3 separate regions of the Mus musculus genome follow, and regions 1 and 3 are each linked to region 2. Evidence: chromatin loops called from intact Hi-C (ENCODE). Cell type or tissue: left cerebral cortex. All regions are shown on one strand. Each heading gives the region's core, and the rest is flanking DNA. Links, peaks and the distances in the headings are about the cores only.

Region 1 (5,657 bases), core at 1,574-4,073, 130 kb after region 2:
AGACTTGATGATCTGGGGTAGTATCTCCAGGGGGGTAGCCTGGCACTCTAGGGGGGTAGCCTGGGCATATAATTTGGGGAACTTGTTTGGGCTATTCTGGTAGATTCTGACTCTGGGGAGCAGAGTGATAATTAAAAAATGAAATGTGTCGAGTGCCAAAAAAACAAGGGTCTTCCGTGAGCTTCCCACCCTCTACTCTTGTAAGCAGATGAAAATGCCCTTTCTGGATTTCCGTCTTAACAGGCAGAGTTCCCAGGAAGCAGTCTCTGAGGAGGAAGGGTATAAAGGCATGGTCTCAGGACAGATAAAGCGTAGCTGGGGATAAAACGAATCAGCCGTCGCCCATTTCCAGGAAAGCAACCTTGTCCAGCTTTAGCATTATTTCTAGGGAGTCAATGACTGACAGTTAGGGGTTGTCGCCTCCAGAACAAAGGCCTCTCTCCAACAGGGCCATCCAACACTACACATCATAGCATCCTACATAGATTTAAAATGTAGGTTAGGAGTACTCCACAAGATAAGAAGCTATTCATTGTTTTGCCTTAGTCCATAAATAAGTGTGCTTTTGACAAGAACTTTTGGATGTTATTCATTTTTGTTATAAGAATCATCTGGTAACGATTATCTGTCACACCATGAGTTCCAGTGCTGGTTGGACTGCCCCAAATCCTGTTCTTCTCCCAAGCCTCCTAGTCTGTCCTCTAAACCTCCACAGGGGCTGAGAAGTCACATTCCAGGGAAAGAATCCATTAGTTTTGGTACCAAACTGACAGGTTCCACTTACCATTGACTTCGACCCCTATAAAAAAGAGACCATTCTCCAATCTGCATTTGCTGAATATTTTTCTTGACCTTCCCACTCAAGGGTGAGATGCTTTATGCTGCACTCAGACAAAGAGCATCAACCCTGTATCTCTCTGTTCCTGCATCCAGAAATAGGGGAGTTAATCGAAGCAGCTTGCGTGGTTCCTCTGGCTCTAGGGCTCTATGATGCCTCAAGTCTGAAATTTTGGATGAGGAGAAGCAGACATCCTTGTGATTAAAACCAGGCAAGGCAGGGAGACGTCTAAATAAAAGGCTAGCCTGCTAGAATACAAGTGTTATATAGCCCTGCTAATGCACTATGCCGTTGGAAGGAGACATTTGTTCCTTCATCTTCCTCATCTATCCTTGTGGAGACTCTGTAGGGTAGGGAAAGTCAAAGGCTGTAGCTAAAGGTATTAGTAACAGGGGAAAAAGGATTAACAATTGAGTAACACATTCGGGGTCCTCTGAATTGTGTTGGACAAGCAAACAACATTTCATCCTCAAAGTGTCTTTTCCGCCCCCCTCACGTTCCTCTCTCTTTCAATCAGAAACTTAGGATAAGAAATATCAATTATATTTCCCAATTTCTGTTTATTCAAAAAACAATCTCTTATTAAGCTGCTCCATCCTTAGGCATGCGCAAGAATATTTCAAAACATGAAATATTCCAGGAAAGCTAGAACTCTCTGTTCTGGGAATTGCAAGAGCAAATGAGTTTACCAGGAAATCGTAGGCTAAGCGTGGGTACAGTTGGGCAAACACTCGGACACTGGGTGCTGGTTGTCAGCTCGGTTAACAAGTGAGCAAGGCGTCTTCGGTGTACTCACTAGGAAAACAGTTGTTAAGACTTTGATCGTCAATCATGCTCCATTGGGTTGGCCAAACATATATTTTGCACAAATACACATCTGCATAGCGCATTCACAATATTCCTCTCTCTTCCCCTTGGAACTGGAGATGAGACTTTTGGGACAATCTGTCAGGCATGGCAATCAGGTGACTGTTGAAACCTAAAAGGAGACTTAGGAAATGGAATGGCCTCAAGGATCTGGGTACCAGAAAGAAATCTATGATGAAGCAATTTACCAACAACAAAAAAGGAAGGTCAGCCTTTGTTGCATTGTATAGACAGTGGTACACACACACACATACATACACATACACACACACACACACACACACTTATCCCCATGACATAACTGGAGGCATAGTAGAAAGAATTTAAAGAGAAAAACTTGAGAGAGGTAGTAGAGAAGACCCAAAACTTCCCTATTCCCTGGGGAAGGTGAACACTTCTAAGGCATTTAAAAATTGAGGTTGAATTAAACTCCAGGAAATATCTCCTATTGTTGGTAACAATTCCACACTGGCCTACTGGGACAGAGCACATCTTCTTACAAGACATTTTCATTTCTAATTTCTTTAACTCCATGGAAAATCCATCTTGAATTCCCTACAAATCTCTGCGGTGTTTACTAAGTGAAATAACTTAGTGCCCTCAACAGCCTTCACCAACTCACTACCCACTGGTTCCTCCAAATCAATAATAAACACATTAAATACTATTGGTCCCCAAACAGACCCCAAATGCGCCGTGCTATTAACCTCTCTCTATTGCAGGAGACCAACGGACACAGTTTCTTGCTGCTTAGCTGGTTTCATTTAAAAAAAAAAAAATTGCAGCTGACGGCTGCTCTCGCCCAGTTTGAGAAGACAGCCTCCATGTCTGTTCTTTCCTCATCTGCTCTACTTGGCCATCAGGGTGCAGGGCCTAGGGTGATGCCAGCTCCTTTGATGTGGGATGTCTTAGGTTGAGCAGGGGTAGAAAAGTCTATAGAACCACTTAACTGTTCTTGCTGCAAAGCCATTTGCGGTACCATTTTTTAGTTCATTGAGAAATGTCAATGTTCTTTCCAGTCTGGCGGAGGCAGACTTGACCAGGTGTCTCTACACAGAGTGGGTTCTCACAGTTTGGCTGCGCGCGTGTGTCATCAAGCTAAATAAGGAGCCAGTTTAGTCCGCCACCCCCCTTTTGCTTCTGCCGGCCAGACACACTTCCCCATATGACAGTCTTATAAATAGCTGCCGAGCAGCTGGGCCTTCTCTCACCTCCTGACTCTGTCAGCTTCCCCCACCACAAGCCCCTGACAGTCATGCAGCTGGGAGCTCCCCTCTCTCCTCCCTTTCCCACTCTCCATCCTCCACCTCTGGCATGCAACCACCCCCTTGACGGTGCTCAATGTAACCGTTTCAGGATTGGCTCTCCATGAGAGAAAAAGGTCAAGCAGGTTGGGGGCTGGATTTGACCACCAAAGCAAAGCTGTCACCCAATTAAATAAGGAGATAGAAGGTTGGGAGACACTGCAGTCAGACACAAGACAGCCTGTAGTACAGGGGCCAGATGGCTGACCCAACAGAATCTCAGAATCATTCTGGAGTGAGTCGAATATTATAAATATCCATGGCATCTCTCTCTCTCTCTCTCTCTCTCTCTCTCTCTCTCTCTCTCTCTCTCTCTCTCTCTCAGATTTATATATCTGGGGATAGTTGTGGGGCAAATACATGTAATGGAAATGCATTATTATTAACTTTTACAAAATACCAAGAATATGTTCAGAGCTAAAATAAGGATGGGGTTCTGGATAAGAACAATACACAAAAGAGAGAAAGATCTGGTAGCCAATCTTTCATAGGAAGCACACAAAATAGAAATGGTGTTTTCTTCTGGAATTCCTGTTTTGTTCCATGCACCAGACCTTCGGGGTATTCAGAATCAACATCTTTTACAAGAATGCTTTAAGGGCCTACTGCGTGCTAGACACAGGTTGTCCGGGGATATTTCCTGGCCTGTTCTGGTGAGGGACTCAGATAAGTGAGCTATAGATGTCACAGAAGATGCAATATTCAGTCTGCTTTGGGGAAAGAGTTTTGTGGAAGTGTGGGGACAGGGAAGAGGACAACTGGGGTGGCAGGGATAAAAGGACCCTCAGGAGGATGCGCAAGATCTGGGGAGTTGAGGAAACTGAATGGACCCATTGAGACATGGAGCATAGGCTTGAACTGGGCCTGAGAGATCCTGTCAGCACCCCTGTTTCCCACCATGATCATCACCGTACAGTAACATATCTGTTCCCTCTTTCCAGAGGACAACCACAAGCTGGCTTTTGCTCTTAGTTGATTTCTTTGTTTTTAGCATCCTGCCTGACAATGCCCCCACACAACTAAGTAAATTGACTCTTTCTTGAAGGCTTTTTTGAGAATTCCCTGTTATCCAATTTAACCTTCAAAAATTTGGTAAATAAATAATATGATCTGATCCCTTCTTGTGGTGAGTACATGCAGGTCAAATGACTGAGTACCTGGCCAAATGCTATTGAACGGCAGAGATTGTAGATGAAGCCAAGCAGCCTGGTACTTAAGCCTGTGCTTTCCTTCCTTGCATGGTCAGATGACGTCACATGATAAGACCAAGGGGTAGATTGGAAAAGCAAAGTAGTGTAGAAGAGGGGAGACGGAGAAAGTAGTTGGATGTGGGAGATCCTTTTTTCTATTAAATCTCAAGGGGTCCAGATTTCTGGATCCATCACAAGATCCCCTCCACTTCAACTGTTTTGGGAGTGTTTTAGATCATGAATGGGGCTGGCTACTCTGAGCAGGAGTTACCTACTCCATTGAGCTGGCCTTTACAGCTGTGCCCTGATTAGATTCAAACTCGTAGTAGTTATCTCCTCCTCTAGCATCTTGGGAGCAGGTCCCTTCTTCCCTCCAGGATCTTCACAGCTTCCCACTGCCACCCAGACCCCAGGCTCTGATCTTGGGAGATGCTCCAAAATACGACTGGGCAGCTGGCTGAGAGTTCAAAGGTCACCTAGTTCCTATGACAGGAGGGAGCTCTGAGATAGTCCCCTCTTGCCTAAATTGGAAGTGCATGATAAAGCTGATGACTTCCTAGGAACCTTTCCTTATCCTGAATCCACATTTCCGTCTCTGCCTTCACTCCATGCCAGCTGGACAGTACACTATGATGTTTTGAAAGTCAGAATGGCTTCTTCAGTGTGTTTTCTGGCGCACACACACCAAAGCAGGACCTGTGTTCATTGCTCTTCCCACGTTCTCACATTTCATTTTCATAGTCGGTAAGGGTGGATCAAGGTGACCAGCGCTCAGAGGGCAGAAGCACGTGCCTGATGTCACCTGGAGAATGAATGAGTGACCAAGCTGGGATCAGAAACCGAGATCTTTCTGACTGTAGAGTCAAAACACTCAGCCACCGAGAGTATCCTGAAATAATAGTCCATTGTAGTCAATAGGATTCTAAATGTATAACTTTTTCTACTCTAAGAATTTAAAAATGAGATTTATCTTGACAGTCCAACCCATTACCTCAGAGGTTAATTTAAGGCTTTTTTTTCTTTTTCATTAGCCACATAATTATATTTTGACATTAGAAAATTAGAAACAGGAATATAAACCCTGTGTTACTCTGTAGCCCTAATTCTGGAGCACACTTAGTATTTACCTTTTTAGAAAATGTTGCATGGAAAATCATGGGAAGTAACTGTGAAGAGTTTCACATATTCTATGTGCATGTGTGTGTGTGTGCTGATAACTGAACAACAGCTTTTGTCCAAAAAATTAAATGTGACAAGAAATTAATCAACATTGTGATCTAATTATTTTTAGAATTATGAGAAAAATGTAAGGTGTCTCAACTATTTAATTTTGAAAAGTGTCTATGGAAATTAACTTTAATTATCTTTTATAAGGATTTTAGTTTTCTTGCCTTCCTTAGAAGGAGTTTTCAAAACTCCCTAATATTGCTTTCATGAAAGGATTCTTTATAACACATG
Region 2 (5,657 bases), core at 1,520-4,019:
GACAAACTCGCACCCCCACTGAAGGGCTCGGGAGGGGAGAAGAATCACAAGACGGAGAGACGCGTGCGTGTGTGCGGTGGCGGCGGCGAGGGCGGGGGTAGGGGTGCGGAGCTGTGTCTCGGGCGGCGGCTGCAAGCCGGTCACCCCGGGAGAGGGAGGTGCGTGCGGGGCCGGGCGGCGGCAGCGCGGGTCGGGGCAGGCGGCGGCGCGCGCTGCACAGTCACGGGGAGTTGAGCGCCGCGGCTGCGGGGAGACATACACCGGCCCGCCGGGCCCGGCTCAGTGTCGGCGCCGCGGTCTGCACGGGCTTCCTCCGCCGCGCTGGGCCCTCACCGTGCGCCCCGCTTTGTTCCAAGTTACTTTGGCGGCCGGAGAGAAACTGCAGGAGGAGGGCGCTGTGTGGAGGGGGGCGGGGGGGGGGGCGTCCTCACACTGGTGTCCCCAGGAGGCTGGAAGCAGTCCGGAGCCTCCCTTCTGTGCCTTGGCCAGGCGACCCCCCGCAAGGCTCGCAGGAGTCCTGTGGACTGCGGTACCCGGAGGTGCGCAGAGAAGAGTGGCGATCTGGATCCGCAAGCCCGGCTCTGCCGGAGTCCTGGAACTGCCCAAAGCCGCAGCCGAGCGCTCAGGCGAGGAGAGGAGGAGCGGGTCTTGCTTCGGAAAAGGCTCCAAGAAAAGTTTGGCTCTTCACGTCTTCCAGCAGGTCCCCAAAGGAGTCCGACCGCAGAGGCAGAGCGAGATGGCACCCCCGGGCGCTGGCTGAGTCGGGGATTTCTCCTGCTAGCTTGTCTTGGCCGGGTGTGGGTGCCGCGGAGTGAATGAAGAGCAGAGGTTGTGAACCAGCCAGCCAGGCGGGGCCGGGATGCCCAAACCTGCAGGGCGACGCCAAGCCAACTGCCGGGCTGAGAAGCGAGAGGGGAAACAATCACTTTCGGATGGAGCCCTCCAAGTCCGGGATGGGCTGATGACAGTCTCCGTTCGCCTTCCGGGAGAGAGGCTGAACCCCCGCACGGCGTGCCCAGAGCCCCGGGGGGGAGCTCTCAGAAGTGTCCCTGGGACTCGGACCTCTCCGGCCCCAACCCCAGCAACTTGTAGAGATTCATCAATCAGTTTGAAACCGGGAGGGAAAAAGGGAGAGGGAGCACACGCGAGCTGCTGGCACCTCCCCGATGACTACATCAGAAAACCTTCCCGATCCGGAGCTGCCTCCTCCTTCCCTCCTTAGGCACAGCAGTAACGAGAGGTGAAAGCCACCGACCGAATCCTAAAACCTCTGCCCAGGCGGGAAAATAAACTTGAGTGCAGCGGCGCGAGCAGCCTGGAGAGGTTGGGAAGACTGGCGAGAAGTAGAAAGGAGGGGAAAAGTCAGTTTTGCAAAAGAGGAGGGAAAAAAAAAAAAAAAGAAAAGGAGAGAAAAAATGCTTTATGGGAAAAAAAATCTCCTCGGGCACGCCCCCTCGTTAATGACCTGCGTGTAAAGCCGACTGCCGCGGCGGCCCAGGCGGCAGCAGCCTCGGCACCACGCGAGCCCGCGCGCGTGGACGTGGACGTGGGCCAGCGGGAGGGGGGCTCCGCCCGGGCGTGTTGCGCGGGGCGCTGGGTTGGCAGGCGGCGCGAGCGTGGGGGGTGAGCTCCGGACCGAGCAGGGGGAGGCGCCGCCGGCGCTGCTGCCTCCGCGGCCCAGGTCATGTGGGCTGCTCCCCTCCCCACTCCCCCTCCCTCCATGCAGTTTACTTGGAGGGTGGGGGGTGATTGGAGTAACCAGTCAGGGAGAGGCCTGCTGTTTGCTTACAGATCGGTTTTTTTTTTTTTCCCCTCTCTTTTCTCTAACCGGATTGGTTTGCTCCGGGAGAAAGAGGCGTTTTCCTCATCTCCTCCCTCCCCACGCCTCCACCCCCACCCCCGCCCCACCTTCCTGAAACCTGACTAATTGAATTACTGAGAGTGCCGAGGCACCCTCTCCGCGGCCCAGCCCGGCAGCACGAGTAACCCTTTGGTTGCTGAAGTGCGTCTGGACTCAGAGTGATTTGGCATCTTTTTTTTTTTTTTTTTTTTTTTTTTTACTTGGGAGTAGGGTCTTTCGATTGAAAAGAAACTGGCTCCCACTCCAAAAGGGGAGCCGAAAATTGCTTCGGGGACCGCTCAGGTGACGTGAAGTCTGCGCTGACTGGCTAGGGCAGCCCTAAGTAAATCGGAGTTCGTGTAAACCTCCGCTCGGTTCTTCACGCCGCACACGCCGCGCAGGGTCATCTGGAAATCTGAGCATCTCTCTTGTGCCTTTCAACCCTCTCTTTCTACCCGAGATTTAAAGGCTTGGGGGCAGGAAATGGGACTTTTCTTTAAAGTGATTCTCTGAAAGCAGGTTTTGAAAAGTCGGAGAAAAAAAAAATCTCAGTTTAAAGTGATTACAATTCAGGGTGAACCTTCAGCTGGAAGGAGAAAAACGCAGCGCGCGAGCCCGTCAGTACTTTACACCTTTTCCACGCGGATCCTGGGGCTGGTTCGCTACGCACACGCACACCCCACATAAATATCTTGAACTAAACTCGGTTTGAGAAGAAAAGGGAGGGAAATAGTGAGAGGGAGGGAAAACGCCTTTATTGCTGAAAAAAGGCCGTGCATTCCTGGGCTGGTCAGGAGGTTGCAGGGCCCAGATCCTTTGAGGCCAGCTAAGCCGGATCTCCTGGGAGCGAGGAGTCCTGGCGCCTCGGGACGGGTCCCCTGTGGTCCTGCGCCCTGGCATCGAGCCCCATACCCGATGCTGCTGAGACCTGCATCCCAGACTTTTTATTTTGTTCTCTAGTGTATACAGCCTGGTAAGAAGGCCGAACCCAAAAAAGAAAGCCGTTTACCTTTCTTTCCATCCTCTCAACACTGCGTCTTTTCCCTTTTACATATTAGACGAATAAAATTAAATATCAAATTCTCCATCCTGCGTTTTCCAAAGCTCGGCCTGGGGTTTCCAGGCGCTTCGGAGAAATTTGGAAGCGTCCAGACGCCCTCCAGTGGTCGGCCTGCAGTCCGCACCCAGCAGGGGCATTGACGGCAGCCTCAGCCCACGCTGAGCCTGATGGAAAATCTAAGGTCAGGATGAGTGAAGACATGAGAGGAAAGAAGCAGTTCCCACAGGCTGGGCGTTACTGGACGTGATGGAGATTTTCCCTAATTATCCTGAAGGAACGTCCATGTTGAGTGACCAGACGTAAATTACAACCGTTATCGTTAGACTGCATGACTGACCAACTGATAGACTAATTTATAAGAGTTTAAATTGAGACTATTCTATTCGCTTAAGCTCTCCTCTGCTTCTTTCACCAAATTTCCAACGTCAAGAAAGGAGGGATACACCTTAAAGAAACAAGACGATAAGATTTTTACTATTAAAATCAATTTGGGTTTTCATTTAAAATGCTGCTGTCCCTCTGGCTGGTGAACAAGTTCAGGGTATGCTTTTTTTTTTTTTTTTTTTTTTTTTTTCTCTCTGCTGTGGAAGGATAGATTTCTTTCCCAGCCTTTTTGATGGTAACTGTAATAGGCACTCATGTGACAAAGGCACATGAGAATATTTCTGCAGGAAATATTCTGAACCCTTTAAAAGGTTATGTGTATCTTTAGGAAGGAGGGAATTCAAGACTTCTGTCTTGAGGAAAATGCTGAAACTCAGAAAGAGTCTCAAAGAGCTATCAGGTATCAGGGACGGAGCCAGCTGGCTTCCTAAGACACCACAGTTGAAAAGGGGCAGACAAAAAAAAAGAAATAATACATGCTTATTTCCCCCTTGGAAATGCATATAGATGTAAAAAGTCATCAAACCAAAAGAACAAGTCCATTTTAATATCTTAAACATCTCCACTTTATTTTAAATAGGAATGGCCCTATTTTAATGAGACAAAAGTATGCTATGGTCTTCCTTAAAATGATTCATGGGGTTGGAATAAGATACTAGATTTGAAATAGTTCAAAACAGAACTCAGATGTCTATTAGAAATAATTCTAAATTAAATGTCTCCTCTGGAGCCAAGTATTGACATTGGACTTACTAAGCAATGTGACCCTTGAATACGTGAGTGGATACAATTGGAAGAGAAGTATATATTAACTATACACGCCTTACGAGGTAATGTGACTAGCTCTGTCGGAAGACACACACAGTAAATCCATAGAAAATAGTTCCATATAAAATAGTGGTTTTAACCCCATGTTACCAATCTGCTCTTTATACAATGAGTAGCTTTTCTTCAGCTAAGGCAGGAGCCTCTTGTCCAACCAAAAGAAAACAAGAGCCATTAAAAGTGAAGGAATAAAAATTCATGGAATTGATGAAGGTGTTAAGTTCCACAAGATGAAAACAGGGTAGAACCTTAAAAGCAGGTTGGTAATGGTCTATGCAGGGCCCTCCCAGTCCTGTAAATGGGTATCAGCAGACAAGTACTCTGGTAACTTTAAAACCAGTAATACTGAGGCAAAACCATTATTTGCCTCAAAACATGAATTGGCTCTAATTGATTGATTGATTGATTGATTGGTTGGTTGGTTGATTGATTTAGTTTTGTTTTGCTTTGGGTTTTTCTTTTTTTTTTTTTTTATTTTTGTTTTGTTTTGTTTTGTCTTGTTTGCTTTTAACTGACCAAATCTGTGTTCTAATCTAAACTATGAGTTAGAATCACTGAGGGGAGCTCTCTAGAAGGAGAGTGCCTGAGCCCCCGTTGTTTAGGCTAGACCTGGATCTGTAATTTTTAAAAAGCTCTCTGGAGAATTCTAATGAGGATAGAAGATTGAGAAGCGCTGATCCAGGTAATTTATTTTTGCCTTAATTACTTCAATCTTTCAGGAAAATAAGGCCCATTCTTATTTATCAGCTCACCAGTGAGGCAGAGTTTCTTGATCCAGTCTGCTAAGTTGAAAGACGCTTTTAAACAATTTTCCATGTCACACAATTATTTACAAGTATGATCTCCAAGATATGACTACAGGAGCAATACCTACCTTTAAATGTGGGCAAATCTTTCTATTTGGCTTATTGGAATTAGCGTTGTAGAGTTCTATTATGTCAAGTGTCCAGCCAAAATGAGTGAATGAGATAAATTAAATAAATAAAAAGTGAATCAAGCCCCCACCGTTTGTAGACTCGGCAACTCTCAATTTAGGAAAATCAAATTTAACTATGTTAAGATGTGAAATTGGAACTTGTATCCAGCAAAAGTAATAGAGGAAACAAACTCTAGAGCAAGAACTAAAGAAAGTATAGTTAACATCCCTAATTAAACAAAAACAACCCTAATGAATGTTAGCATAGTATTTAAGCCAATCCTACTGTTTCTGCAGAGCTTTTAGTGTTTGTTCTAAATCCTCAGTGAGAGCTCCAACCACTAAGCTGTCACTCCGCGACCCTGCCCTCAGACTGAAGTGAAGCTCTATCTACTCTCTTCTTTACCCTCTTTCACAAGAGAAGTTTCTCAGAACACTTAGAAATAATAAGTCTGCTGCCTCTTCTCTCCTCAGACAGCCCGATGAGGGGAAACATTCATTTTCAACCTCTGATCTTGCTTACAGACTATCACATCCCTACCTTTAATACCAATCACCCTGATCTTTTGTCTCCTTCTCATGTGACTCTTTCTGTGCTGGGACTTCCTGTAGTCTGTTTCAGCATCCTTCCT
Region 3 (5,657 bases), core at 1,574-4,073, 410 kb before region 2:
AGCCACTGCACAACTAGATGCTTACATGGCCCATGCACACAGTAGCTCATCACTTGCTTGACTCCAACAAATAACTGAATTTGAAATCTCTGAATGATCTTTAATGTTTTTCTTGATACTATGTGTTTCTACCTCCAGGTGGTAAACCTCTAAAAGCTTTGCTTTCTATGTATTCAGTGTTCACCAGAGATTCTTGCCTATGTTTTCCCCTTTTTCACCAGGTCATACCAATGTATGTGTACACACCTATGAAAATATCCATCATGTGACTGAGGTCCAATGAGTGTTCTGTAGATTTGAAAATGGCTTTCCATATCATGCGATTCACGATTACTTGCATCTTATTAAATAATTTTTTTGGTATTTGTGTAAATGTGTGCATACATGTTTATGTGTACATGCACAAGCATGGATTCACATGTATGGATTGATATGCCCACGTGGGCACATGCATGCAGATGCCAGAGGTCAATGTTAGTATCTTCCTCCTCAATAACTCTCCAGCTTAATGTTTTGGGTTGTTTGAGAATTTTGTGTATGTATATAATATATTATTTTAAATTCATTCCGCTCTCCCTCCCCTCAAATTTCTCTATTATACACACACACACACACACACACACACACACACACACACACACACAGGTTTTTTTTTCCAACTTTACATGTTATTTCTTTAAACCACTGAGTCAACTGAGCAGATATATTTTCTTATCTATACACATGATATAGACAATCTATGTGCATAGACATAATCTATTGGAGTGCAGGGCAGCATCTGGTGGAAGCTGACCCTCCTTTGCCAGCAACCTGATTATTGAAAGATTGTGTTTTAGTTTTATTTATGTATATGTGTGTCTATCTGCTTGAATGTATGCCGTATGTGTGCAGGTCTCCTCTGAGGCCAGAAAAGCGTGTCAGATGCCCTGGAATCTGTTATAGGGAATTGTTAATCACAAGATTCGAAGGCTGGGAGCAGGACGTGGTGCTATCGAAGAGCAACAAGCACTCTTAGCTGCTAGTTGAGGCTCCTTTCTAGTCCTACCTGTCTTATCTTTTCGAGCCAATGCCTCTCACTGAACCTAAAGCATACCAACTCTGCTAAACTGCCTGGCCAACAAGCCCCAGGGATATTCCTGTCTCGCCCAGGGTTGGAATTACAGGAATTTCCTGTCATATCCAGCTTTTTAACTGGGTGCTTTGAATCAAAACTCCATTCTGCGTGATTCACAGCAAGCATTCTTACCAACTGATCCATCTCCTCAGGCCCCGTTTTACTGAAGATGCTCGACCCTCTAATATCTTAACCCAAATGAATACATTTCTAACATTTTGTTATCCATTATGTCAGGCAAGCCTAAAAGAATGTAATGGTTGGTTGAAGGACTCTTTTAGTAAAGAATAGTCACTTTAGTTACCTTAATTAATTAGAGTTAATTATAAAACTGAAATGGGGGTATTATGGAAGCTCAATGCACCCTAGAGTCTGATGCATTGGGAAATGAGAAAAAATCCAATATGGTTCCTGTGTCACTCGCCTTATTGACCCAAGAGTACCAGGAACCATGTGGATCTCCTGCCAGTGACCCAGGTCTTCTGCTGCAGTTGTTTCTCTCACTCAGACTGCATAGCCACCTACCATCTTTCCCCCAATATTTCTTTCTGTTCTGCTTACTTGTGGGTTCTGTTTACTTGCTCCATCAGTTTATTCCTCTTTCTTGCTGCCATAAGACCTCTTCTTGTGGTTCCTTTTAGCTTATGCTCCCTCCCAAAACCAACTAACTGACTCCCTCCCCAGATGGCCTAGTTCAAATTCCTGAGTGAGGACATCTGACCAAACTAATCACCATTTCTCCTGTTTGGGCAGTTTTTATGCCAAACCATCTCACAGGACACTGGCCAGGCCAGGGATTGGTTAAGGATAGGACCACCCTGGACCAGTCAAATATGTCTGGAAGAAGGGGATTCACAGCCACCCAGAGTGGCTGCCACAGCCCACTTGTGGGCAAGATGCTTCAATTAGATGAAAGCCATTGTGATGTCAGGCACCACAATGAACCTGCCCAACAGAATCTTTAGACTTCAATTCAAATCGTGACAGTGTCTCCACTACTGAGGCTGGTTTCCATCTGGAAGAAAAACAAAAGCTACAATGACATTGCTCTAACATTCCCCTTGCTGTGGGCTTTTTAGAAGGCGACATCAGAGGACCTCTGTGGTTCTTTCATACTCTTTGATGACAATTCACTCTAACTCAATAAAACAATCCCTCATATACATGGGCCTCAATTGTTTGGGGACTACAGCAACAAACTCTTTTTATGCATTTTTATCTAGGTTTAAATTCCAGTAAGTTATACCAAATCCATCACTTCTTCGTCCAGACCATTCCCATGGCTAAAAGTGCCATCTAAGTGAGAATGAATCAGCAGTATCAACTTGGCCCAGCTGTCTCATCTGAGTTCCCTTTCTAGGTTAGCCACTTCCACGTAAATATTTCATGGCAATTTCATACTTCGTCAATGCCACTGAAATTTGTCATGTCTCAATTAATTTCACCTGCCTTCTCCCCCCAGTTAAATGACTCTTTCTCAGTTATCCACTTGCTCACGTAACAGATTCGATCGTCATTCCTCACTCTTCCTTCTCCTAGGCCTACATCCAATTGATCATTGCTGTTTCTGTTGAATATTCCTTCAAAATTACTCCATTCCTCTGCCTCCATTGCTACTGCTAGAGTGACCTCGAAGAGCATTGCCTCTAGCGCCTTGTATAACAAAGCTGTTTCTTCTGCCAACATTCTTGGACACATCCAAATCCTCAATTCATTGTGTGCTTTTCCTACACTTTCTTTAAGTCTTGGGTGAGGTTTACTTCCTCAAAGAAGCCATTCTGGGGGCAGAAAACCCTCCTGTCTGTCTCAGACCTCTCAGTCTGCTCCTTCTCAGATGGTGTTTGGCGTGATCAGTTCCTCTGTATTCCCACCTACAGACTTTTCTGTTTTGGAGAGCAGAAGCACGCCCACACTTTCATAGTCTGCCAGCCCAGCACAGGATGGTCTAGAGCCGATCGTCAGGGAACACTTGTAAGCCACTCTTGTTATACAAGCACTAGGGATGCTGAAGCAGGAGAACCACAATTTCAGAGTAAGCATGAGCTACATGTACAGAATATCTCAAAAAAAGATAAAACCAAAAACAGCCGAGGTATTTTTATAACAACTGTTTTACTCAGCAAGACCTCTGTGCCTCCACTAGACATTTCCTCAAAATCCATCCAGAGAAAAAGAGTTATGATTTTGATAAAGACAATTGGAAGCAGCCAAAGACATGCATAATCCTTAACATGAAACAGTAAATGATATATATAAAAAGATGCAAAACTAAAGCTATGGTTCAAGTCATGCTGAGTCCTATAAATCAATTTGTATAAGCAGAGTAAAATTTATTATTTAAATATGCTTCCTAACATATTGCTAAAGACAGTAGCATGCCATGCCTCTGAGAATTACAGAATAGTCCCCCATATTGTATATTAATTCATACTTCTGAATCTCAAATATTCCAATAAGGAATAACAAATAACCAAGTGTTAGAAGAAAAGTTACAAATTACAGTCATATGTCACAGTCCAACCAAATGGCAGCCAAATTTCCCTATATAAATTACACAATTCTCTTATGATTTCACAAGAGGTAATGAAAAGAAAGTCAGCAAAAAGAAAATTTCTTCACCCAACTAATACAGTATATTAGAAAAAGACTCATGTTTAAACTGTTACAGATGAGTGAGTTTTCCCAGAAATGCAATTTTAACAAACCATAATGCCACTGAGATATTAAAACTAAATTTAGAATTTTGTGAATTAGGTTAACACCCTCAACACAAAACGATGCTAGTATCACATACTTTAAATAATGATACTCGGAGAGCAACAATACAAGACTTTAAAATGCAGTGGGGAAACTATAGCTAGTCAACAAAATATTTAGGGAAAAACATCCTTTAAATGTACCACATCTATAAACCAATAATGAAGGTTGTTCTGGGATGGGGTGACCCTCTTGTTGTTTAATAACTTTGTTACCACAGTTATTGCTATTAATTATTAGTAAATCTGAGGTTATGGCTTTGAAAGTGAAGCACAACATGGCAGATGAGACCAAATCTACTATTCCAAGATGAAACTACGTTTGCTTCTAAAGTGGTGATTAATTTCAATCTTCATCCTCTCTCCAACACATTCGCAGAGGAGAGGTCAGAGTTATCCGCTGATGAGGAAAAGATGCAGCAGCGAAATCTGCAGCTTGAGGTTTCTGTGGAGGTCAGGTGGGTAAACAAACTAGCACTGTCTTAGGCCAACTGAAGGGTAATTATTTGTGGGTAGATGAAGTGAGAAGTTTGGTGGCCTTTACCATCCTTTGGTCAGGCACCAGGCCCTGACACTACATGGTCTCCTACGCACTCTCACCTCTCCTCCATGAGGATAAACTCTGCCACCAACTCGGCATCCAGGACCCTCACTCTTAACAATGTGGGTTTGTCTTCTGCATTTGGTTTTGCACTGATCTCCAGTTCAAAAACATAAGGTATATATATTCTGCAGCAGTCTGATGTAGAAATTCTAAAGGTTCATGGAATAAAAATAAACTTGTTCTGGCAAGGCCATTTGGGGATATTACTTGGCATCTTTAGGATGTATTCAGAAATAAGTGAGCATCCATTTGTAGCCGCCCTATGACACAGTCTCTGCCTGCATTGTTATTATGCTTATAACTGCTTCAGGGATTCATGCTGGTCTTTTTCATTTTGCTTTTTAGAGGTCCATCTACAATCTCTTTTGTACTTTATTTTTTCTTAAATCAAGGAGAGCAAAATTCCAAATTCTCCACAGACTACACGACAACATGAAAAACCCTTAGTTTAAGTCCTTCTTAAATGTACTGTGTTTGGTGGAGTACGACCCCTTCGGAATCTCCCGGTGGCTGTCAAAACAGATGTGTGATGTCTGTGTCTGTCAGGTGCCTCTTTATAGTCTTACATGGTTGGCTTGTCCTTGCTCTGCTCAGAGTCATTCAAAAACTACTTTGAGAGCCAGCCGTGAGAATTGCAGATCATTTTTCAAAGGTATGTACAGCTCTGCAAATGACAATGAGTTTACGGGTGCACTCTTACTCCGTGTAACACAGAGATGAAAGAGTTATCAAGGACACCAACGCTCATTGCTTGTGTCGATGAAAACCTCATGAATTCTAAAACCGTGGCAATAATCTCTTTCATGGAAATAGATCTAGGAGATTTTCATGCACAAGCCACCTGATTTCTGCCTGGATGAAGTAGCCTTATAAAACTTAGTAAGGGCTCCCACATCTACTGGGGCAGAGAGTAGAGGCCAAGATCCTCACTCCTCTGTGGAAATAGGACAGCCACACTCCTGTAATTTAGCTTACAGATAACTCAGAGTCCAAATGCTATGCTTTTCTCTCATTTAAAGTAGAGGAAGCTTAGAGGCAAAATACAGGTAAGAAACATATTCAGGATCACCAAGCTCACAGATGCTATTCTTAGTGAAATGCAGAGGTTTTGCCTCTGATGCTTTGAAAACACACATAAGCATACAGAGAGAGGAAGAGAGACAGAGAGACAGAAAGACAGAGA

Evidence for each region. Hi-C counts contacts between places; a loop is a spot of excess contacts. Peaks named below come from ENCODE experiments on the same cell type or tissue, not always from the same donor. Only the 100,000 strongest peaks of a DNase experiment are listed, where the experiment ranks them.
Region 1: a loop joins it to region 2, with 2.6 times the contacts of the local background. A loop is called at or near these places in 3 of 42 quality-filtered maps.
Region 3: a loop joins it to region 2, with 2.2 times the contacts of the local background. A loop is called at or near these places in 3 of 42 quality-filtered maps.

What each region holds. Positions count from the first base shown.
Region 1 is chr17:63,009,537-63,015,193 of GRCm38, forward strand. No RefSeq gene overlaps it. Among named protein-coding and RNA genes, the nearest start is that of Gm34230, 13 kb to the right of the region's middle. In left cerebral cortex, for the core only: no CTCF peak of the experiment used is centred there; DNase peaks (open chromatin) are centred at 2,838 and 3,656; H3K27ac peaks cover 1,572 bases.
Region 2 is chr17:62,881,336-62,886,992 of GRCm38, forward strand. No RefSeq gene overlaps it. Among named protein-coding and RNA genes, the nearest start is that of Efna5, 2.8 kb to the left of the region's middle. In left cerebral cortex, for the core only: a CTCF peak has its summit at 3,011 (motif pointing left); DNase peaks (open chromatin) are centred at 1,673, 2,249, 2,550 and 2,989; H3K4me3 peaks cover 1,728 bases; H3K27ac peaks cover 1,710 bases.
Region 3 is chr17:62,467,894-62,473,550 of GRCm38, forward strand. No RefSeq gene overlaps it. Among named protein-coding and RNA genes, the nearest start is that of Gm25800, 14 kb to the left of the region's middle. In left cerebral cortex, for the core only: no CTCF peak of the experiment used is centred there; a DNase peak (open chromatin) is centred at 3,026.